Regions from separate parts of the Homo sapiens genome. Here regions 1 and 2 are each linked to region 3. Evidence: read pairs that join two places in POLR2A ChIA-PET (ENCODE). Cell type or tissue: CD4-positive, alpha-beta T cell. All regions are shown on one strand. Region 1 has its middle 9.3 kb from the start of ENEMAL. Region 2 holds the start of LINC02736 (long intergenic non-protein coding RNA 2736). Region 3 overlaps FRMD8 (FERM domain containing 8).

What was found. ChIA-PET counts read pairs that join two places held together with the same protein. Peaks named below come from ENCODE experiments on the same cell type or tissue, not always from the same donor. Only the 100,000 strongest peaks of a DNase experiment are listed, where the experiment ranks them.
Region 1: POLR2A ChIA-PET joins it to region 3 with 18 read pairs; 34 of 35 experiments call an interaction of 5 or more read pairs at or near these places.
Region 2: POLR2A ChIA-PET joins it to region 3 with 12 read pairs; 35 of 35 experiments call an interaction of 5 or more read pairs at or near these places.

What each region holds. Positions count from the first base shown.
Region 1 is chr11:65,464,207-65,472,206 of GRCh38, reverse strand. It overlaps the pseudogene FAUP4. Among named protein-coding and RNA genes, the nearest start is that of ENEMAL, 9.3 kb to the left of the region's middle. RefSeq lists enhancers at 1-47, 368-913, a cis regulatory region at 1-258 and a silencer at 588-667. In CD4-positive, alpha-beta T cell, a CTCF peak has its summit at 3,200 (motif pointing right); DNase peaks (open chromatin) are centred at 626 and 3,176; H3K4me3 peaks cover 676 bases; H3K27ac peaks cover 506 bases.
Region 2 is chr11:65,484,642-65,492,641 of GRCh38, reverse strand. LINC02736 (long intergenic non-protein coding RNA 2736) reads left to right here and starts at 4,556. Exons shown (of 3, transcript NR_187301.1): 1 at 4,556-4,752; 2 at 5,022-5,116; 3 at 5,208-5,734. RefSeq lists enhancers at 510-804, 2,720-3,391, 4,065-4,736, 4,790-5,084, 4,737-5,408 and 1 more and a silencer at 479-980. In CD4-positive, alpha-beta T cell, no CTCF peak of the experiment used is centred here; DNase peaks (open chromatin) are centred at 631 and 4,861.
Region 3 is chr11:65,412,106-65,420,105 of GRCh38, reverse strand. FRMD8 (FERM domain containing 8) reads right to left here. Exons shown (of 11, transcript NM_031904.5): 11 at 6,581-8,000. Among named protein-coding and RNA genes, the nearest start is that of NEAT1, 6.7 kb to the left of the region's middle. RefSeq lists enhancers at 1-350, 763-892, 923-1,292, 1,393-1,442, 935-1,520 and 2 more, a silencer at 1,723-1,772 and a cis regulatory region at 610-1,984. In CD4-positive, alpha-beta T cell, a CTCF peak has its summit at 3,610 (motif pointing left); DNase peaks (open chromatin) are centred at 945, 1,225, 2,145, 3,575 and 1 weaker place; H3K4me3 peaks cover 3,994 bases; H3K27ac peaks cover 3,546 bases.

The sequences.
Region 1 (8,000 bases), 52 kb before region 3:
CATGGGGTGGCTTCAGAGATGGAGTGGGGCCTTAATTAGGCCCGGAAGGATGAGCTGGTGGATAAGTTGGACAGGACATTCCAGGCAGGCACTTGGTCTAGAGGTGGGCTGATCATTTCTAAATGGCAGAACCCTGACAAACGTGAGACTGAGAGTCCACAGAGGGGCACGTGGGGCTGAGCTGAGAGGCCCCCAGGGCCAGCATCCTGGCCCATGCCTTATGGAAGGCCAGACTAGAAGCCCTGGGCCAGCCCCAGGAAATAGGAAGTTTCCAGGCCGTGGACCTCCTGTGCCCCTCAGGGTGGGGGCCATGGAAGAGCTCCTCTTTGTTGCAGGGAGGGGAAGTCTGTACCCCAAAAAGGTCTTCCCATAATCCTGGAGCTGGGAGTGTGCTCGATGCACCAATGGCAAATGGTGTGCAGCAAACGCGCTCCGTTCCTGGCACTCTTACCACTGTCAAGAGAGGGACCCCAGAACTCAGGAGGCAGCCACCAGCAATCAGCAGGAGCTGGCAGGGGAGGCAGACGGGCCTCCGTCTCTCTCCCATTTCTTAAATTGGCAGATGAATGATCTGCAGGGAATGGTCTGTCCTGAGTCGCAAGTCCCAGACCTTGGGAGTCCTTCCAGGGGTGCACACTGCCCCCTAAGGAGCTGGTGCACGAGGTGCAAGCTGGGGCCCTGTGGGGAGGGCTCCAGAGTGAGGTAGGACCTTCATCCCTTCAGCCTCTCCAAATACAGACTGGCAACAGAGAGTTCCTGGCAATGGTAGGCAGAGGCCCTGAGACAGCCAGCCCTGGCTCCAGGTCCGGCAGTGAGGAGGTGAAAGCAGGTCTGGAATTAAGATTTCCTGCCCGTCAGTCAGGTCCGGTCTGCCATGGGGCTTTTTCTTTTCCCTTCAAGAACCCAAAGCCAGCCAGGTACGGTGGCTCATGCCTGTAATCCAGCACTTTGGGAGGCTGAGGTGGGTGGATCACTTGGGGTCAGGAATTTGAGACCAGCCTGGCCAACATGGTGAAACCCTGTCTCTACTAAAAATACAAAAATTAGCCAAGTATGGTGGCACACACTTGTAATCCCAACTTCTCGGGAGGCTGAGGCAGGAGAATCGCTTGAACTCAGGAGGCAGAGATTGCAGTGAGCTGAGATCGAGCCAGTGCAGTCCAGCCTGGGCAACAGAGTGAGACTCCGTCTTAAAAAAAAAAAAAACAAAAAGCAAAAAACACAAAAGAACCAAGTGATCTGCAGGAACTGAAGAGGGAGGGAAGGGCAATCAGATTCTCTGCCCAGCTCGGCCCTAACTCAAAGGTGAGGACAGGCATGACCTGGCCTTATTTCCCATGCTCTGTAACTGGAGGGCTTGTAGCCCACAGGCCGGTGTGTGGCTAACAGGGCCCTTCTTTTTTCCTGCAGTTTGCTCTGTCTCCTGTTGCGTGTGTGCCTCATGTTTGCATGGTGTCTCTGCTTTTAGTTCTTTTCTGTTCTCCTGTTGAGCCCTGCCGAACTCTTCCTGTGTTCCTGGATCCTTCTGGCCCTGTATCTTATTGCGAGACAGTCACCCCCGGGCAGGAGTGGCCTGAGTTGGGCATTTTCAATCAGAGGGACTCTCCACATCAGCCTGTGGTAGGGCCCAGGAACATGTGCTCTTCCACTGAGGCTGCTGCCTGGTCACAGGAGCTGGACCTCTGCAGCCTGTGGACATCTCTCGGGTGTCTGTGTCCTTGGCTCAGGAGGTGTCAAGCAAAATGTCAGCTTATTTGCCAGGCACAGTGGCTCACACCTTTAATCTCAGCACTTTGGGAAGCAGAGGTGGGAGGATCGATCGTTTGAGTCCAGGAGTTAAGAGACCAGCCTAGGCAACATAGGGAGACCCCATCTCTAAGAAATATATATATATATATATATACACATATTTTTGAGACGGAGTTTCACTCTTGTTGCTCAGGCTGGAGCGCAATGGTGCAATCTCGGCTCGCTGCAACCTCCGCCTCCCGGGTTCAAGCGATTCTCCTGCCTCAGCCTCCCGAGTAGCTGGGATTACAGGCGCGCACCACTGCACCACCACACCTGGCTAATTTTTTGTGTTTTTAGTAGAGACAGGGTTTCACCATGGCCAGGCTGGTCATGAACTTCTGACCTCAGGTGATTTGCCCACCTCGGCCTTCCAGAGTGCTGGGATTACAGGTGTGAGCCACTGCGCCCGGCCTCTAAAAAATATATATATATTTTTTTGAGACAGAGTCTCACTCTGTCGCCAGGCTGGAGTGCAGTGGTGTGATCTCGGCTCACTGCAACCTCAGACTCTCTGGTTCAAGCAATTCTTCTGCCTCAGCCTCCCAAGTAGCTGGGATTACAGGCACGTGCCACCACGTCCAGCTAATTTTTATATTTTTAGTAGAGATGGGGTTTCACCATGTTGGCCAGAATGGTCTCGATCTCCTGATCTCATGATCCACCCACCTCGGCCTCCGAAAGTGCTGGGATTACAGGCGTGAGCCACCACGCCCGGCCTCTAAAAAATATTTTTAAAAAATTTAGTCAGCCGGGTGCGGTGGCTCATGCCTGTAATCCTAGCACTTTGGGAGGCCGAGGAGGTTGGATTACCTGAGGTCAGGAGTTCAAGACCAGCCTGGCCAACATGGCAAAACCCCATCTCTACTAAAAATAACAAAAATTAGCTGGGCATGGTGGCAGGTGCCTGTAATTCCAGCGTCTCCGGAGGCTGAGGCAGGAGAATCGCTTGAACCCAGGAGGCAGAGGTTGCAGTGAGCCAAGATCACGCCATTGTGCTCCAGCCTGGGCAACAAGAGTGAAACTCTGTCTGGAAAAAAAAAATTTTTTTTTTAGTCAGACATCCTGGCACATGTCTGTAGTCCCAGCTACTCAGGAGGCTGAGGCAGGAGGGATTGCTTGAGCCTGGGAGGTAAAGGCTACAGTGAGCTGTGATAGCACCACTGCACTGCAGCCTGGGTGAGACCCCATCTCAAAACAAAACAAAACAAGACAAAACCAAACCAAAAACCAACCAAACAAAAAACCCCTCAAACTGTCAGCTCATAAAGGCATGGGGAGGAGATGAGGCTGCAAGATGAGTCTATGAAATCAGGGCTTCCTCAAGCTGGCCTCCCTCTAGGGACCAGGAGGCTTCCAGTGGTGGGAGAGCTGCAGAGGGCGCTGTGGACCACAGGTGGGTGTGATCAGGAGGCCCTGCCTGCAGGTGGACAGGCACTGCAGGAGAAACCGGTTCAGGTCAGCTGAGCTTGAGCTGTCATTCAATGTGAACGTGGAATGAAATTATCATATTCACTGGAAGTTCCAAAAATAATAGAGAGGCTGGTAACCTTTACCCAGTTTCCTCCAATGGGAACATCTTACATAACTATAGTATATTTTCAAAACCAGGAAATTTGTATTGGTACATCCCAGAAATCTTTAGATTTTTTTTTTTTTTTTTTTTTTTTACAACGGAGTCTCGCTCTGTTGCCCAGGCTGGAGTGCAATGGCACAATTTCGGCTCACTGCAACCTCTGCCTCTCGGGTTCAAGCGATTCTCCTGCCTCAGCCTCCCAAGTAGCTGAGATTACAGGTGCCTGCCACCATGTCCGGCTAATTTTTGTATTTTTAGTGGAGACAGGGTTTCACCATGTTGGCCAGGCTGGTCTTGAACTCCTGACCTCAAGGGATCTGCCCTCCTCGGCCTCCCAAAGTGCTGGGATTACAGGCGTGAGCCACCGTGTCTGGCCGAGGAATCTTATTTAGATTTAAATTTTACAAGTGCATGTGTACTTGTTCACCATGGCCAGGCTGGTCATGAACTTCTGACCTCAGGTGATCCGCCTGCCTTGGCCTTCCAGAGTGCTGGGATTACAAGTGTGAGCCACTGTGCCCGGCCTCTAAAAAAGATTTTTAAAAAATGTAGTCGGCTGGGTGTAATATTATGTAATTATCTCACGTAGATCTGTGTAATCACCACCATAATCCTATCATACTATCTCCTCCTTAACCCCTGACAACTACTCATCTGTTCTCTATTTCTACACTTTTATCATTTCATGAGGTATACAAATGGAATCACAGAGCAGGTCACCTTTTGAGATGAGTGTTTTTCTTTCTTTCTTTCTTTTTTTTTTTTTGAGATGGAGTCTCTCTCTGTTGCCCAGGCTGGAGTGCAGTGGCGTTATCTCAGCTCACTGCAAGCACCACACCCGGCCTGAGATGGGTGTTTTTCATGCAGCATAATTCTCCTGAGATCCATTCAGGTCATTTCATTCCATTTTATTGCTGAACAGTATTCCATGGTATGGGTGCACCACAGTTATTTTAACCATTAACTCATGGAAGGACATTTGGATTGTTTCCAGATATTGACCATTATAAAATAAACTGCTAAGAACATTCACGTACATGCTTTTGAGTGGGGATAAGTTTTTGTTTCTCTAGAATAAATGCCCAAGAGTGCAGTGGCTGGGTTGTATAATAATTATATGTTGGCCGGGCATGATGGCTCACGCCTGTAATTCCAGCACTTTGGGAGGGCGAGGAGGGTGGATCACCTGAGGTCAGGAGTTTGAGACCAGCCTGGACAACATGGTGGAACCCTGTCTCTACTAAAAATACCAAAAAAATTATCTGTAATTACCTGTAATCCCAGCTACTCAGGAGGCTGAGGCAGGAGAATTGTTTGAACCCAGGAGTCAGAGGCTGCAGTGAGCCAAGGTGGCGCCATTGCACTCAAGCCTAGGCAACAAAGCGAGACTCCGTCTCAAAATAATAATAATAATTATTATTATATGTCTAGGTTTTTAAGAAACTGCTGAACTGTTTTCCAGAGTGGCGGAACTATTTTATGTTTCCACCAACAAAGTATGAGAGATTTAGTTTCTTTGCCTGCTTGCCAGTATTTGGTATTGTCATTGTTTTAATTTTATTTGTTCAAATAGGTGTGCAGTGATATCTCATTTAGTCATCCAGGTTTTTTTTTTTTTTTTTTTTTTGAGACAGAGTCTCACTCTGTTGCCCAGGCTGCAGTGCAGTGGCACGATCTCAGCTCACTGCAACCTCCGCCTCCTGGGTTCAAGCAATTCTCCTGCTTCAGCCTCCCGAGTAGCTGGGATTACAGGCATGCGCCACCACACCTGGCTAATTTTTTGTATTTTAGTGGATACGGGGTTTCACCATATTGCCCAGGGTGGTCTCGAACTTTTTTTTTTTTTTTTGAGATGGAGTCTCGCTCTTGTTGCCCAGGCTGGAGTGCAGTGGCACGATCTCGGCTCACAGCAACCTCCACCTCCCAGGTTCAAGCGATTCTCCTGCCTCAGCCTCCAGAGTAGCTGGGATTACAGGCATGCATCACCACGCCTGGCTAATTTTTGTATTTTTACTAGAGACAGGGTTTCTCCGTGTTGATCAGGCTGGTCTCAAACTCCTGATCTCAGGTGATCCACCCGTCTAGGCCTCCCACAGTGCTGGGATTACAGGCGTGAGCCACCGCACCCGGCCTTCGAACTCTTGAGCTCAGGCAATCTGCCTGCCTCAGCCTCCCAAAGTGCTAGGATTACAGGCGTGAGTCACCATGCCCGGCTGGTCATTGAGTTTTTAATTTGTAGAATACACACCAAAAAGTTCTTTTGATTCCAGGAGATTGAATTCTCTCATCATTCACCTCTCTGTGGACAGACAAGCTAGACATCTATTTGTATTTAGTAGGTGATAATGACCCCTTGGCAAGTGTTACATCTAGTTACCATCCCGTGTGAGACACTCAAGTGAGTGGGGTATGGGGAGAAGCATGGAAGCAGGACCTTCCTAGGGAGAAGCAAATCACAGCTGTAAGGAGGGTAGAGACCAGAGGTTTTCCAGCCCATCCCCATCCTTCTGAGGTCATTGTCCTGTGTCTTCAGGCAGCAACTCTCAGATATTTGCTGTGTTCTTCATTCGTTACCTTCTAGGCTACAGTTGCCACAGTGTGGTATATGTTTAGGGGTTTTCTTCTGGCCTTGGAGACTTTCAGGAGCATCTGTGGTTTGCTGAGGAGTTAGGTTCACCTTGTTTTGAGCTGTGAAGTGTTGTCCACAAATATCTGGCTGGTTGTACAGGGTTGACTTGCAGTGAGAGGCAGTTATTACCTATGAGAGATGGTCAAGGTCATTTCACAGGGCCCAGAGCGTCAGGGTTGGAAGCAGTTCCTTCTCCAGATTTCCTCCTAGACTCGGGCTTTGGCCGGAGTGAAGGTATTGGTATAGAGTCCACTGCTGGCCTGGCTACCACCGCTCCAGCTAAATGAAAAAGCACTTGGAACAGAAAGGAGTCTTTGATGGGGATGGCAACACATCCTCCAGGGTTTGAAGGAACAGCTGGGATATAAGCTAAGCCCATCACCTCTGCTGGCAGAGATCAGAGCACAGCACTTGTGACCCTGAAGGACAAGTCCTATTTAAACTTTTAGGATCACCGGGCGTGGTGGCCCATGCCTGTAATCCCAGTGCTCTGGGAGGCCGAGGCGGGCAGATCATCTGAGGTCGGGAGTTTGAGACCAGCCTGAACAACATGGAGAGACCCTGTCTCTACTAAAAATACAAAGTTAGCCGGGCGTGGTGGCGCATGCCTGTAATCCCGACAACTCGGGAGGCTGAGGCAGGAGAATCGCTTGAACCCGGGAGGCGGAGGTGGCGGTGATCCGAGATCGCGCCATTGCACTCCAGCCTGGGCAACAAGAGCAAAACTCCGTCTCAAAAAAAAAAAAAAAGAGAGAGAAAAAAAACCTTTTAGGATCAGTGATTCCATAACTTCAGGAAGGGCATAGTTCCTGAGCTCTGATTCTAGCTACTGCCAGAAGCTAGTAGCTCCACTCAAAGTGATAAATTCTTTTTTTTTTTTTGAGAGGGAATCTCGATCTGTCGCCCAGGCTGGAGTGCAGTGGCACGATCTTGGCTCACTGCAACGTCCGCCTCCTGGGTTCAAGCGATTCTTCTGCCTCAGCCTCCTGAATAGCTGGGATTACAGGCGCACGCCATGACACCTGGCTAATTTTTAAATATTTTTTAGTAGAGATGGGGTTTCACCATGTTGGTCAGGCTGGTCTTGAACTCCTGACCTCGTGATCTGCCCTCCTCAGCCTCCCAAAGTGCTGGGATTATAGGCGTGAGCCACCGTGCCCAGTCCAAAGTGACAAATTCTCAAGATATAGCCATGGTGAGTTCACAAAGAGCTTTGAGAGTTCTTTATATATTATAGACACAAGTTCTTGATCAGATATTTGATTTGCAAATATTTTCTTCAGTCTGTGGCTTGTCTTCATTCTTTTTTTTTTTTTTTGAGACAGAGTCTCACTCTATCACCCAGGCTGGAGTGCAGTGGCATGATCTCGGCTCACCGCAACCTCTGCTGCCTGGGTTCAAGCGATTCTCCTGTTTCAGCCTCGTGAGTAGCTGGGATTACAGGTGCCTGCCACAGCGCCTGGCTAATTTTTGTATTTTTAGGAGAAACGGGGTTTCACCATCTTGGCCAGGCTGGTCTTGAACTCCTGACCTCATGATCCACCCACCTTGGCCTCCCAGAGTGCTGGATTACAGGCGTGAGCCACCACGCCTGGCCGTCTTCATTCTCTTAAAAATGTTTTTTTTGAAGAACAGAAGTTCTTTCTCTTTTCCTTTTTTTGATACAGGGTCTCACTCTGTCGTCCAGGCTGCAGTGCAGTGTCACAATCATAGCTTGCTGCAGCCTCCACCTCCCAGGCTCAAGTGATCCTCCCATCTCAGCCTTCCAAGTAGCTGGGACTACACGTGTGCCACCACCATGCCTAAACTTTTTTTTTTTGAGACAGAGTCTCGCTCTGTTGCCCGAGGCGGGCAGATCACCTGAGGTTGGGAGTTTGAGACCAGCCTGAACAACATGGAGAGACCCTGTCTCTACTAAAAATAGAAAAAATTAGCTGGGTGTGGTGGCGGGCAGCTGTAATCCCAACTACTAGGGAGGCTGAGGCAGGAGAATCACTTGAATCCGGG
Region 2 (8,000 bases), 73 kb before region 3:
GGGCTGCGTCTGTAGAACCGTCTATCCACTCCATGTGCATCTTTATTTTCTGTAACGTGTATTGAGTGCTGTGCCTCACAACAGCCCTGTGGGGGAGGTGGTGTTGCTTTCCCCTTAGACGGATGAGGAAACTGAGGCAAAGAGCTGTCATTTGCCAGATCACTAGAGCCTGGCACACAGTAGAAGCTCCATGTGTGTCTACTGAGTAATGACTCAATGAATACATTGGAATAGTATCTTTTTTGGAATTTATAACACACACACACACACACACACACACAACCAGAATACTGAAAAGCTCCCACAGGAACAGATCATTCCACAGGAACAGATCATTCCACAGGAACAGAACGGATTTAGACTTGACGTAAATTCGAATGCCCATCAGGATGGAGTGGAATGGGACTGAGCTAGCTGTACTGCGTGGGAAACTGGGAACTGCTTTGCTCTGGAGGTCTGTTCAGAACTTCTGAACCAACTGCCATCCACAGAGACAGGGGAGAAAACCCAGAGGCCACCTGTGGTTTCCATGCAGCTCTGATGGAGCATTCACCCCTCTACCTCCTACCCGCCCCCTGCCCAGTGCAGGGTAGTGAGCCCGGCTCAGCCCTTGCTGTCCTTGCCCCATGATGAGTCACCGCGGGAGACGCCTGCTGAGTGAACCTTCCCAAGTGGCCTGAAGGAACAATGAAGCTCTCAGGGAGTCGCAGCCGCGTTCTTGTGTCCCTGATCTTTTCAGTCATGCTTCAGGTCCCTGGCAGATGTTTGTATTGGCCTGGCACACCCAGCATGAAGCTGATTAAACATCCTCCATGAGCATGCTCACACACACACACACACACACACACGTATATTCATTCTTCCTCATGCAAGTGTGGCCCACATCCCACAGACACACATCTCCTGGGACAAGGGGGTAGCGGCCACAAGGTTTCAGGCACTTTGTCGGGGTGTGTTTCTCAACAATGCCGGATTAAAACAGAAGCCCGCAGAATGACAGGGCCTTCTCCTGAACTGGTAATAGTGGATCAGAGCCACCCAGTGTTTGAGTGGAATAAACCTCTAGGTAGCAAGTTCCCATTCCCACAGGTATCCTCTGGAAGCTGGGTGACCTTCCTAGGGTTCCGCAGTATCCCTGCATTGCGAAGAAGCTGGTCAAGAAAACTTGAGATTTTTCTTCCAATCCTGAAAATCCATAATTCTAAGTAGCCCCTCATGCTACAATTGAAGAATCTAAGACTCAGAAAAGTTACATTCCCACAGCACTTTTTAGAGATGCAGGCAGATGGCCTCTGGGGCCCGGACATCTCCCTGAGTTAGCTGTAGGGACACTCACGCCCTGGCTGCCCATCCTGTGGGCTTTCTCCTGGAAGCTTATCCAAGGGGTCAGGCTGCATTCGGTCTAGCCATGAGGGGAACAGATTAGTACAGGAAGTGATACAACAGGAACAGGGCCCAGGAGAGACTGTGTTCTGGCTAGAAAATTCCAGAAGCCAGGCTGGGCGTGGTGGCTCACGCCTGTAACCCCAGCACTTTGGGAGGCCGAGGTGGGCAGGTCATTTGAGGTCAGGAATTCGAGACCAGCCTGACCAACATGGTGAAACCTCGTCTCTACTAAAATACAAAAATTAGCCGGGCATGGTGGTAGGCGCCTGTAATCCCAGCTACTCGGGAGGCTGAGGCAGGCAGGAGAATCGCTTGAACCCGGGAGGCGGAGGTTGCCATGAGCCGAGATTGCGCCACTGCCCTCCAGCCTGGGCGACAGTGAGCCTCCATCTCAACAACAACAACAAAAAGGATGTGTAGGATTTAATAGACTTTTATGAGGGGCAGGGGGTGGGGAATATCCCAGACAGAATAGGTAAACAGAGGCCCTGCACCTGCACACCCCAAATTGGTAATGCTTGTGCGGGGAGGAGGAAATGACTGGCCAGGTGGGTGCTGGGTGTGGCTGTTGGCAGGAAAGCAAGAGAAGACTGCAGTGAGGTCTGGGCTGGCGTGGACACCTGGAGAGGGCCATGGACATGGCTCTTAGGGCAGAAGGATGGCTTCTGAGCTGGGAGAGGCCCTGGCTTCCGGAGGCATTGTCTGGCTGCTCTGGGCAGGATGGCAGAGCTGGGAGAGGCAGCAGAGGGGAGGGCACTGAGGCCCAGTGCCATAGCCCAGGCCAGAGGTCATGGGGCCTGGATTGGGAGTGGGGGGGTGGCCATGGGACAAGAGAAAGGAAAAGCTGTGAAAGAGTGGCCTGAAGCTGCCTGTGCCTGCAATGAGGGCCCCCTCCCTCCTGTCTCTTAGTGCCCCGGCCCTTCCAGATTCCTGGTCTTTGCTGTCTTTGGCTCGTCTTCTGGGAATGCTCCTCTACAGCTCTTCAGAAGGCAGACTCCTCGTCACCCTGACCACAGGGCACTCCTTGCACAGGACCCCTCTGGCCACTGTATCCAAAGTCGCCACTTATCACCACCCCATCAGTAGTCTCTGTCCCAAGGCAGCCTACATTTTCTCGGATGACTATGTGTTTGTTAACAGGGCTCCCTCGCTCCTCTGAGGATCAAAGGGGACAAAGGGGATTCCAGAGTTTCCAGTCCGGTTGGCAGGGAGGCCTCAGGCTCACTCCCAGTACAGACATGAGAGAGAGGCAGGTCTGTGTCAACTCCACCGAGGAAGGGTCCCTCTCACCCTGGACAAAGGGCAGGGACAACATAGGGATGTCATTTTGCATTCCCAGCTGCTGCTGCTGTTCAGGAAGGCCTAACAGGAGGTGGGGTGGAGCCTGGAGCCCAGAGTAGGGAAAGGAAGGCCGGGCAAGGGGAAGGAGCTGCCAAGGTCTTCCCAGCTCCTCTTTCCCCTTGAAGTCACTTTTTCCCCTTGGAAGCTTCTAGAGATAGACATATAAAATACTCCCCCTGAGAAAACAGTGGACCTGGATCATTTCTGGAGAGCAGAAGTGCTGAACCCACAATATTTAGGTGCCCCTGGGCTTCTTCCGCCCCTGCTGCCCTTACTCTGGGGGAGGCACATTGGTGATGAGCTGATGTGACTCGAGTACTGCTGTGACGGAGGAGGCTGTTACTCCTCCTCTTTGCCCTCCCAGGAGCAGGGACCCTGGGGCGTCTGGGACCTGTCAGGCACGGGGGATGGCTCTGGTATTTCATGGCAGCTCAATGCCCCACATGCCTGAAATTCTGATGCGTCCACTCCACCGGCCTTCTGTGGCTGTCCCCGTGACCTGGAGGCTGTCCTCGGCCTCTTCAAGCCTGCAGCCCCCACAAGCGGAACTCAGCCCAGCAGGGCCTAGAAGAATGTGGAGCTGGGGACTGAGTGCTGGGAAAGGAATCTGGGTGGAAATTTCCATGACTCTTCTGCTCAAGCAAAGACTGCAGCTGAGGCCCAAGATGTCAACAGAGACCAGGGCCCAGGTCACAAAGGGTCACTTTTCCTCTCTCTGGGCTCTTTATCACCTACTGCCCCACCCTGAGCCAAGGCCATAAACCTCATGCAGTCCAGCCTCCTCTGTTCCTGCCCCCCCCACCCCCACCCCCACTGTTTGTGGCAGCAAGATCCCTACTTTCCCTACTTGCACTGACCTCCCTCCACTGCTCCCCACAGTCGTGGCCACTCTCCTGGCAGTGGGAGCCCCCCAACTTCAGGAGCCAGGTCAAGACCCCTTGAACCTGAACAGTCAGTCCATGCTGCAGATTCCTGCAGCCTTCCCTGCCCAGTGACGTCACCAGCACGCCTGGGACTGTGCCCTTCATTTGGTGAATCAGCTGTTTTTTTTAATTTTTATTTTCTTCTCATTGTCCAAACGCATCTCAGCCCTTGTTATCCTGAGCTATGGTGTGTGGCTTTTATTGCTGTTTGTCATTGTCACCTGTCTTGAAAACAGAGTTCATGTCTTATAGTTCTGCCTCAGCTCAGGACGGCTCTGCACATGACTTAGGCAGCATCCGCCCACACAGTCAGCCCATGCAGCCTTGGGCTGGTGCTAGGGGCTCTGAGAGGCTCACCCCAGTCCCAGCTGGTGGTCTCTGTGGATTCCCCAGCCAGATCAGGCAGAAGTGTTTGTGGTTTGCCCTCCCTGTCTGCCCCCAGCCAGAATTCCAACCTGGCCAGTTCTAAAAGCTGAACCGTGAAGACTCAGCCCTGCCTGGAGCAGCCTTCCCTGGAGCCTGGCTGACTGCACCCACCAGCCGTCAGCTCTGGCCTAGAAACTTAGGGGTCCTGGAGACAGCAGGTCCTGCTACCTCCCTGTCCTCCATTCAGCCTAAATGTCCACCTCCTCAGGGGCCTGCCTTCAGCTCACCTGCAGACCATAGAAGTCTCCCTGCTGTGCACTCATCCCCTGCGCTTTGGCACTCCCTACTCCGCCCCAGGTGTTCTGCAACATCGGTAGCATGACAGAGGGCTTCTTAGAGAGAGGGCGCCCTTGCTACCAGGGTCCACAGGCTCAGTCTCAGCCTGGTTCCTGTTTGTGGTGCCCCTTTCTCAGGCCTGTGGGGATGTCAGGAGCTTAGGACAGCGCCGGGCTCAAGAGATGTGGCTACCTTCCCTCCTGCTTTCGGTACTCAGCGCAGGCAGGGTTCAGTGCAGCAAGTAACAGCTGTGGCTTACTGGATTGTCTGCAACCATTGGCGACTGAGAGATCCCTGCAGCCCTCCCAGACCCTCGATCTGACTGGAGCCAGGCCCACGTGGGGAAAGGGTTAAACGTTGGCAGTGACTTCACCCCTGCATTGGAGCAGGCGGAGGCAGAGTAGGTAAAAAAATCAGGACAGAGGCTGGTTGGAATTTTCCAGCGTTCATAAACAGGACCAGTCAGGGTTGCTAAGGGAGGTCACCATGGAAACGGTCACGTGCGCCTGCCTCCTGGTTATTCCACCCTGGTCAGGAGGATGATGCAAGCTCCGAGCCTCTTCATTGGCTGCCACCTTCCTCTTGCCACCGAAATCTGGTGGGAGATTGGCTGAGGACAGTTGCTGGGCTGGAGCTAGCCTTTCCCTTTCTCCCCCATCCCTCCCACAGGAACCTGCTGGAAGCTGTTCTGAACCAGAGAAGGATGAAAATAGCTGCCAAAGATGTTGCCATAGCAACTGCTTTCCTTCCTGACCTCCTTGGAAGTTAGTAGTTGACTTTGCAGTTGAAGTACTTTTCTGAAGGCAGAAGAGGCTGTCAGCCATTTTATACTGACCTAACTTTCTTCTCTTGAAGGTGAACTCCCTCATTTTCCAGAGTAGTCAAGGAATTTCTGTGCCTCTACCCATGGCTTTGGTTACCAACTCATCCCTGGGGGCCTTGGTTTCTTTCTGTGAAATGGAATATTCATTCCAGCACTCACCACCTTCTAGGCTGGAGTAAGGCTCCAACTTTGCAAATGCTGTTAGTAAACTGTAGAGCTCCGTGCACTTCCACGTGTCTTTACTTGACCAACACTGACACTCCCTTGGGCTAATGGCTCTATAAATTGGAGGATGGGGCAGCTGACTTGTTCAACAAGCCCAGAGCCCCAGGACAGAGGACCCCTTTGGAGTTTGATTCCTGTTCTGTCACCAAAAGCCCCTGGGACCTTCAGCAGGTCACGCAGGCCCCCAGGGACTCATTTTCTCCTGTAAAAGGACGCCTCTCTAGTTAACTCAAGAGGCCCCTTCCAGCTCTGACATTCCATGACCCTAAGTTAAAGGCCAGCCTGCTTTCCGTAATAAATCTGTGGAACTTACCATCCATATAGGAGGTGAAAATGCAGCTATGCTGCACTGAGTCCTTTCTACATGGCAGGCACTGCGGCACATGCATTCACTGAATTTTCACGGAAGATAACTGTCATGATTACAGCACCTACCCATTTTACAGATGAGGAAATGGAGGCCCAGAGAAGTTAAGTAAACTTGCTCAAGGTTGCACAGCCAGTAAATAGCAATGTCAAGACTTAAAGCCTGGTGGTCCAGCAGCTAGTCCACACAGCTGTCTTTCTAGGTACTGACTAGAATGACGAAAACAACATGGGTCAGTTCATAGCAGGTAAAACGTTGAGTGGAGCAAACCCTGGACGAGGCACCAGCAGCCCTGGGTTCTACCCTAGGCTGTGCCATTTAAGTGGCACCCTGTTACCTCCAGCAAGTCACTCTTCCTCTCTTTGTCTCAGTTCTCTCATCTGTAAAAATAAGAAGTTAACCGGCTGGGCATGGTAGCTCACGCCTGTAATCCCAACACTTTGGGAGGCCGAGGTGGGCAGATCATCTGAGGTCAGGAGTTCGAGACCAGCCTGGCCAACATGGCGAAACCCTGTCTCTACTCAAAACACAAAAATTAGCTGGGTTTGGTGACATACGCCTGTAATCCCAGCTACTTGGGAGGCTGAGGCAGGAGAATCGCTTGAACCCGGGAGGCAGAGGTTGCAGTGAGCCAAGATCGTGCCATTGCACTCCAGCCTGGGCGACAGAGTGAGACTCCATCTCAAAAACAACAAAACAAAACAAAAAATAAAAATAAATAAATAAGAGGTTAACCCAGATCTCTGAGGGCCTTTCTGCACTAAACACTCTTAGTCTTTGAGAGAAAGCAGCCCAGAGAAGACAGGTGCCAGCTTGTCCGAGTCACAGAGTGAACAAGCACAGCCTCACTGGCTACCCACTAGCTTTGATCTCAACCTTTGAAACAAACAAGGTTTGGGAAGGGTTGTTTGAACCTAGGGCCCGTGAACCAGAAACAGTCCCTGGGAGCGTCGGCTGTGACTTTTCCAGAAAACTAACTACATCCCATTTTAAGAGGGTCCTTTATTCAGAGATTAAGCCTGTGAAAGGAAAATAAATCTTGGAATCCCAAAATCACTAAGCCAAGGGAAAAGTCAAGCTGGGAACTATGTCAGGCAAACCTGCTTCCAATTTTATCCCTAAATAAGATAGCTACAAAGATTTATTAAAAAAAAAGCTACATGCCTCCCTCACAATTTGCCCACAAGGAAATTCCTTGTGGACAAAGGACAGACAGAACTCAAAATCATCCCTCCGAGGCTCACGTGAGACTAATGCATATCGGATTGCTTCCCCTGACCTCTGATTTCACTAAACCAGACTAAAGCAAAAGTGACTACTCCTCTGCCCTCCTCTCAAATGTAAATTGCGTATTAGGTGAAAGGCTAATCAGAAACTCAAAAGAAAAGAGTGCAACTCTTTGTCTCTTATCTACCTCCCGAGGCTGTGTCATGGGTGTGTCCTTAACCTTGGCAAAATAAACTTTCTCTTTTTTTTTGTTTTTTGAGACGGAGTCTTGCACTGTCGCCCGGGCTAGAGTGCAGTGGCACGATCCCGCCTCACTGCAACCTCCACCTCACAGGTTCAAGCAATTCTCCTGCCTCAGTCTCCCAAGTAGCTGGGATTACAGGCGCCCGCCATCATGCCCAGCTAATTTTTTGTATTTTTAGTAGAGACAGGGTTTCACTATGTTGGGCAGGCTGGTCTCAAACTCCTGACCTCAAGATCCACCCTCCTCAGCCTCTCAAAGTGCTGGGATTACAGGTGTTAGCCACCGTGCCCGGCTGGCAAAATAAACCTTCTAAATTGGTTGAGACCTGTCTCAGATATTTTGGGTTCACAAGCCCTTCTTGTATCTTTGATGTTATAAAGACTTTTTTCTTATGAAACGGTGGTGACAGTGCAGGGTAATTTTGTTATAATTTTGTATTTGGGAAAAGTTGGCTCACCGTTTGTCAGTATTTCCAATACTTAAAGATGTTTTGTTATGGAAAATTTCAAACATAAAAAAGTAAAGGCCAGGCGTGGTGGCTCACATCTGTAATCCCAGCACTTTGGGAGGATGAGGCAGTCGAATCACGAGGTCAGAAGTTCGAGCTAACCTGGTCAACATGGTGAAACCCCATCTCTACTAAAAATGCAAAAATCAGCCAGGCCTAGTGGTGCATGCCTGTAATCCCAGCTACTTGGGAGGCTGAGGCAGGAGACTCACTTGAACCCAGGAGTCGGAGTTTGCAGTGAGCCAAGATCACGC
Region 3 (8,000 bases):
GCTGGGTGGTGAAGGGCCCGCCCTGCCTGTGTGGGTGGCCAACTCCTGCTTCTTCCCAGGCAGACAGAGGAACAGGAGGGGGCTGCTTTGGCAACATCTGGATTCCAGGGTTAGGGCCCTGTCTCCAAGCCCTTTCTTTCTTTTCTTTTTTTTTTTGATGGAGTCTCACTCTGTTGCCCAGGCTGGAGTGCAGTGGTGTGATCTCTGCTCACTGCACCCTCCCTCCTGGGTTCAAGTGATTTTCCTGCCTCAGCCTCCCGAGTAGCTGGGACTATAGGCTTACACCACCACATTGGCTAATTTTTTTTTTTTTTTTTTGTATTTTTAGTAGAGACAGGGTTTTACCACATTGGCCAGGCTGGTCTCCAACTCCTGACCTCAAGTGATCCACCTGCCTTGACCTCCCAAAGTGCTGCGATTACAGGGGTAGCCACCGCGCCTGGCCCCTGTCTCCAAGCCCTTTCTTGCGGCTATTGCCAATCAGGGTCACTGGTCTCCCGGGTGCCTGGAGCCCCACATCTTGTTCTGAAGCCAGGTCAGCTCTGTGGTTTCCAAACATATAGACAGACCAGTCCCAGGAAGTACCCGGGATTTCCCACAGGAGCCCCTGGAAAAGGGGAGCAGAAGCCGGGTAAGAAAGGGTGGTTCTTCAGGCTTATACCAAGGGCAGGACAATGACAGTGTTGCTACTACTGCTTGAGAATGTGCAGGGCCCCAGCCCTCCATTCTCCACGGGTCTAGTTCTGGAGCTGTGGCCTCCAGGGCCATTTTGGGCTCCCCGCTCACCAGAGATCTGAGGCCTAGGCCCTTTCTGAGCCCTGAGGCCCCTCAGCTCAGGGCCTGGGTCTGGAAACTGCACTGTCACTGTGTGCTGGCCGGGAGCCCGCCTTTCACGCCTCGCAGCCAGTGCAGGAAACACAAGCTGGGCCCCACCCCCAACTCTAACCGGCCTCTTCCTGTGAGGCTCCGGCCTGCTCTGCCCCCACCTCTCATGTGACCAGGGTAGGCCACCCCTCCCAGCCTTGCTTCCCCCATTTTGAGGCTCCTCTCGGCCCTAACATCTCTTGATTCTGACAGTGTAGTGTTTCCTGGAACACTCTTCACCTAGTTGCTGCCTAGTCCACTTCCACTGCTCCTTCAGGCCTCTGCCCTAAGGTCACCACTCAGCCAGCCTCCTGACCACAACTCTAAAGCGCCGCCCCAACTTGATCTCCTCGAGGGAGGGGTTTCGGTCTGTTTTGCCCGGGATTGCTGTGCCCTGGCACGTGACTCTGCACTTTGTTTTGTAAAGGTCACTGAGCACCCTGAGGCTCTGGGTAAATATTTGTGGACTGACTGAGGAAGGGAGTTCCCAGGTCAGCTGCAGCCCCATAAATGTGATGACAGGCCCAGCTCTGTGGGGTCCCAGGTCAGGAGGCAGGAGAGGGAAGAAGGACAGCGGCTGCTCTCAGTGGACTGGGACTGCCTGGGGTGGCCAAGGGGAACTGGGGTGCACTCTCAGCCACACGTTGGCAAAGGCATTTGAGGGAGAGGGCATCAGAGGGAGGGGGTCTCCCATGGCCCTGGTTTACAAAGCTGAGGTGAGGTGAGGTGAGCATGCCCCAGGGCTGCTGCACCTACAGGAGCCGACTGTCCCAACCCCAGCCCCACGGGCCCTTCCTCCTTCCCAACTGTCCTGGGCCCTCCCTCAGCACCTCCCATTCCCCCCCCACCCCCAAACATACTGAGCCCTCCGGCTATTTTTAACACTTTGACCTAATGTGGGCTGGTCCACCACATGTGCTGGAAAGCAGGCCGCCCACCAGGAAGGCGAGGCAGGGGAGGACCCTCAGGAGGGGGCTTCTCACTCTTGCATTTGACCCGTCACCTCGGGCTGCGTGGGGTCTGTGCACGCCCTTTCCTCACTACTGCCAAGGCAGATCTAAGGGGGGCTTCCTCTGCCCAGGGCCAAGCCCCAGGCCTCGGGCTGTGCTTTACAGGAAAGAACTTTGCGGTGTCAGCCCCCTGCATCCGGATGTCCTGGGACTGTCCCCTGTTCCGTGCCATGCTAGAGTGCCTGGGCACCTGCCCCTTACCCCAGGCCTTGGTCCCCCGTCCTCCTGAGCACTCACCCACTCCTTGGAGCCTTGCCTGAGCTGGCACCCTAGAACACCCTGTCCTCCTTGCCTCCTCCTGCCTCTTCACCAGCTCACTGCTACCTCTGTCTCCTGTAGCCCCATCCTGTCACAGAGCTCACGAGACCTTCCTGTTCCCACCCTGCCACGCTGAGCGCCTGTGTCCTCACTCCTGTTCCCGCAGAGAGAAGGCCTGTGGAATGCGTGGCTGGGCCCCATAGCCCTGCCTCCCCGGGCTGCCCTGCACCTCCAGCGGCCCCTAGACCTCCTCCAACCCTCCCCACCCTCCTTGGCCAAATAAGCGAGCCCAGCTTTCCTAGGCCCCACACTTTCGCCTGTGCTAACCTTTCCAGCCTCCTCCCCAAGCCCACCCACTGGGAATCCTGGCGCCAGCTCCTCTGAGCAGGGAGCCCAGGTGCTGACATCCCACTACCTCCACCCCTAGGTTTGCAAAGCCCTCTGTCTTCAGGACCGCCAGCCGCCCCCACTGCCAGAGCCTACCACTTCCTCTTGGGTCCCTGCTGATGGGAATGGCCTGCACTGTGCTTGTCCCGGTGGCCCCATCACAGCACCAGTTGTGACTGTCCTTGAATCTCTGAAGGAGCCTTTTCTGCCCCAACCCACCTTGGTCTGACTGAGTGCCCTCTGTGAGCAAGTTGGCCATGGTGCCAGGGCTTCTGCGGGGAGTAGAACCCCCCTGCCCGGGAGGCTGCTGACCTTGACGATACTGTATGGGAGGCCTGTGCTCTCGCTGGCTGGGAGAACTTGTCAGGGTCACTGCCACCCCCACAACAAAGTGCCAAGGTCAGATGGGCACCGGACAAAGAAGTCCTTGGGAAGAGCTGGGACTATTATTCTCTCTTTTGCAAATTATGTCAAATAGTTAAAAATAGCAGGAAGACTTAGTGTGTGAGGTGGGGACAGGAGGTGCTGGAAGAGGGCTCAGGGCAGCTGGGAAGGAGGAAGGGCCCAGGGGCAGAGGCCGGACAGTCAACTGCCTCAGGAGGGAGGCGACTAGTGCCAGGTTGTGCTCACTCCACCTCTTAGATGTCTCCAAATAGCCCCAGTTTAAGTATTTTTACTAAGCTGTCATTTCACAGAAAAGCACACATCTACAGCAGAATCCGTTTCCAGGACATGGATCCTGACCTTTGGAAAACTCAGGACCCATCACGAAGCTGAGGAATGCCCCCGCCCACCACCAGGGAAACAAACCCCTTACCCTGTGTTCTTGAAAGTTGGGGACCCCCATCATGGGCCCAGTGGCAGGAAGAAGGTCAGGGCAGTCAGGAGCCAGGACTCCCACTCTGAGAGCGGGTGAGCCCGCAGCGCCAGACCCAAGGCCCCCGAGATTCTGTCGTGGGGCACGACCCTGGTTCCAGGTTGCCTGGGCGGGCAGTGCTGCTCACTGTCACTGTCCCTGCAGCCCGGCAGGAGGAAAGGGTGAGCTCAGCTGCCCCCTGCTGGCCGCAGCCGAACCAGCAACCTGCAGATGGGAGTAGGCTCCGCCCCACCCACGCTGTCCGCCCAGTGGGGGCGAGAGGAGCCGGGCCACCACACGGCACTGGACTTGCTGCTTAAAACTGAAGTCCTCAGACCCAGGCCCAGCCCTGCACCCCCATTCTGGGTGAAGTTGGGTAGTCTGCCTACTTTCTTTGAAATGTGGGGTGGATTTGGACAGGGAGAAAAATGCCAGGTAGCTCTAAAAGTCCTCTGCACAAAGGAGAAGAATGAGCGATGAGAATCTGTCCCGAGGCCTGCACCTCCTTTGGGTCAGCACTGTCAGTGTCCCTTAGGCTCAAAGTCACAGGCTTTGGTTGACTGTCCCTGCTCCATCCCATGCCCTCTCTCTTTGCTGCATTTACCTGTATCCTACTGAGCCTGTCAGGCCCCCTCCTCCAGGAAGCCTTGTTTGATCACTGCTCCCCCTCCCAGTCTATTGTCTGTCTTTGTGTTGGGTGGTGGCCTGCACATCTGTTGGGGCATCATGTGTGTGCAAAGTGACCCATTTTCCTGGTCTTTATGTTCTTATCCCCGGTGTCATCTGAAAAGCTGCCTGGACTCTGAGCTGATGTCTCCATGGGTAACTCTGTTGCTAATCCTGCAACCCTGTGTGCGGGGAGCAGTTGGAACTCCTGCTCCCTGACAAGTGTCAGAGGCCCCTGGCACATCCACCCCAGCCCTCTCCTTCCCAGCTTTATCTGTGCCCCTTGCACCACTGTTTTTTCAGACTGAGCATGACAGCGTCCTGGGTCGCCTTGGTCGCTGTGGCTTTTCTGAGTCCCAGCAGCACCTCTGGCCTCCCGTGTGTCTCTCCATGCACTGCCACTTGGCTGGGGGCTGGCCACATGAAGCCTCAGCTGTGGGTCTGCGCAAGCCTCTTGCTGGGCTCTGGTTGTGGCTGGAGCCTCCTGTGTCCAGCTAGCCCCGGGTTGGGAAGCCCGCAGGAATGCCCCAGCTGCTGCTGTAAGTGGAGAATGACCTGGAAACCCCAGCCTCAGAAGGGACAGTAGGATCGCATGTGTTGACTGTTCTGGTCACCTCTGCTTCCTGCATTCTGAAGAGTTAGGGAGAGTCTGGGGACTGGGGACTGTGAAGACCTCGTCCCACTGCACTGTCCTCAGGGGCAGTCTGGGCAGAGCCTCTTCAGGTCTTCAGGCCTCTGGATCCAGGTGCTGGCTGAGCCAGGCTGTGCGTGCCAGGCTGGCAGGTGGCAAAGTCACTCCTGCTGCCCCGTGCAACCCAAGCGTAGCTAGGATTTGAAAATAACAGCTGTTCCGGCATTAAAGAACCCCAAAGAAGTCCAAGACAATCATCTGTAGGGTAGTGGTAAGGGTTAAATCGTGTTCCCCCAAAAGGATATGTCGAAGTCCTAACCCTCAGTGCATCAGAATGTGACATGATGTGGGAACAGGATCATTGCAGGTGTTATTAGTTAAGATGAGCTCATGGTGGAGTAGGGTGGGCCCCTAGTCTAATCTGACTGGTGTCTTTGTAAGAACACAGCCATGTGAAGACACAGACACTAAGGAAGATGCCAGATGACCACATAGGCAGAGACTGGCTGTGCAGCCGCAAGCCAATGAATGCCTGAACGGCCAGCAAGGCACCAGAAGCTAGGAGCAGGCAAGGAAGGCCTCTCCTATGGGTTGCAGAGGGAGCACGGCCCTGCTGAGCTGAAACCTGGATTTTGGACTTGTAGCCCCCAGAACTGTGAGACAATCAGTTTACTTTTTTTTTTTTTTTGAGACAGAGTTTTGCTCTGTCACCCAGGCTGGAGTGCAATGGCACGATCTCGGCTCACTGCAACCTCCGCCTCCCGGGTTCAAGCGATTCTCCTGCCTCAGCCTCCCCAGTAGCTGGGATTACACGCATGCGCCACCATGCCTAGCTAATATTGTATTTTTAGTAGAGACAGGGCTTCTCCACGTTGGTCAGGCTGGTCTCAAACTCCCGACCTCAGGTTATCCGCCCGCCTTGGCCTCCCAAAGTGCTGGGTTTACAGGCGTGAGCCACTGCACCTGGCCGAAGTGAGTTGTTTTTTCGGAATTTTTTTTTTTTTTTCGAGACAGGGTCTTGCTCTGTTGCCCAGGCTGGAGTGCACAGTGGTGTGAACACAGCTCGCTGTATCCTCGACCTCCTGGGCCCAGGCGATCCTCTAGTCTCAGCTTCCCAAGCAGCTGGGCACGACAGGCTTGTGCCACCATGCCTGGCTAATTTTTTTTGTTTTTGTAGCAATGGGGTTTCGCCATGTTGCCCAGGCTAGGCTCAAGTGACCCTCCCGCCTTGGCCTCCCAAAGTGCTGGGATTACAGTAGCAAGCCACTGTGCCTGGCCTGGGCACTGTTATTCCCACGAAAGGTCACAGGTGCCCATGGTCATGGCATTGTGCTGCCTTGCCAGGCAAAGATGATCACACAGAGGACAAGGTGCCACTCACTGTCATGGACACCCAAGGAGACGGCCCTGTTCCCAGGACTACGCTGCCACAGGGACAGGTGGCTTACTCCTCCCATCTCTGGAAACATTGTGAACCCCAATCCCCCAGTGGCGCTCATCCTGCAGGCCCAGGTCCTGGGTGGCTGCTGCAGGGCTCAGAGTCCTCCAGGGGTCTGCTACTGTCCCTTCCCTCCCAGGTAGGTGTTGACAGCAGGATCTGTGGGAAACAAACGGCCTCCTGCCAGGCCTGGAGCATGAGGTGCCCTCAGGAAGGGCATGAGCATCTGCAGTTACCCACCTTGGTCCCCACAGGAACCCCAGAGCCCCTCCTGGGCAACGTGGGGCTGGGAGTACAAGCCGCCAAGATGAGACAGCTTCACTCGGGTGCTCCGTGGGCATCAACCTGGCTGGCCTGAGGGCTGCACACCTTGACGTACGTTTCATGAAAACCAAACATGCAGCCTGTAATCAACTCTTGGACTGTCACGGACACACCCTCATTATTTCATATCATGAGCTGCCCCAGAGTTTGTTAGAAACTGATTTTAATAAGTCACATGATACAAAAGAATGAGAACATTCAAAGAATGAGTAAAATACTGCTTTGTCCCAAAGGACAAGCAGAAAATGTTAAGGCACAATGGATGCTCAGAAAACGTAAGAAGCTGAAGGGAAAACACATCATCTGTGTACTCAGACACACACACTCCAACCCATCACACGAACACACCCTCGCCCGCCCATCAGAGAAGAATTCGCCTGGAATCAGCTGGGGGCGGTGGCTCACGCCTATAATCCCAGCACTTTGGGAGGTTGAGGCGGGCAGATCATGAGGTCAGGAGTTCACGACCAGCCTGACCAACATGGTGAAACCCTATCTCTACTAAAAATACAAAAATCAGCGGGGCCTGGTGGCATGCACCTGTAATCCCAGCTACTCAGGAGGCTGAGGCAGGAGAATCGCTTGAGACAGAGGTTGCAGTGAGCCGAGATGCGCCACTGCACTCCTGCCTGGGCAACAGAGCAAGACTCCGTCTCAAAAAAAATAAAAAAATAAAAAAAATAAAATCACCTGGAATCAAAGCAGCAGGGACAGCCTGCGCTGGAGCCGCCAGAACAGGCAGGCGGGCAGCTCCGCAAGACCGAGCAACTCCAGGACGGGAGACGAGAACTGGCAGCTGACATGACCCTGTGACCAGGACATTCCAAAAGACTGGGGGCCCTTCCCAGGCCTCTTCTTTCCGCCTATTATTTTAACAAAGTCCATGCTGCCAGAAGGCAAGCCTACCTCGAAACACCTGGCACATTCACAAGCTACCAAAGGGAGGAGGGTGAACAGGCTCTGATACTTGGAGTAGAGGCCCAAGCTTCCTCTCCCACGGTTTTCCACCGGGAACGAAGACAAAGCCAAGCCCTGTGCAGCCACAGGAAGTCCCAGGAAGCACCTGTGAGACCCGCACACCCACCTCGGAGGGTCCCAGGGCTGGGAAAGCCCTCCTCTCAGGGGCTCTCAGCTCATCTGGGACAAGACAGAGCCCCTGCTCCCCGGAGGGCAAGCTGGGACCAGAGAAGCCAAGCACCCATATCAGTCACCTTTCCAAGTGTCCTCGATAAAGAAGAGAGTGTCCCGTGTGGCCCAGGCTTTCCTGGGCATGCGCCAGCCCCCAGAGGAATCCATGGCGCCACCTGGGAAGGAGCGCACAGCAGAGGTACCCAGGGCACTTCCTGGCGTTGCCCCAGCACAACTCAGATGAACAAAGACCAAACTAAAACCTGAAGACCCAGACACAGGGAGGGGAGGTCAGGTCCGGTCAGTCCCCTAGGGGAGCTGCTTGGGCTCCAGGGAGTGCCCACCAGGGGATTTTCAGTTTTTCACAGACTGTGAGTGTGGGTCTGGAGGCCAGGTGGTCCACAGGATAGCCACCTCCCAGCAGTGACATCACCAAAG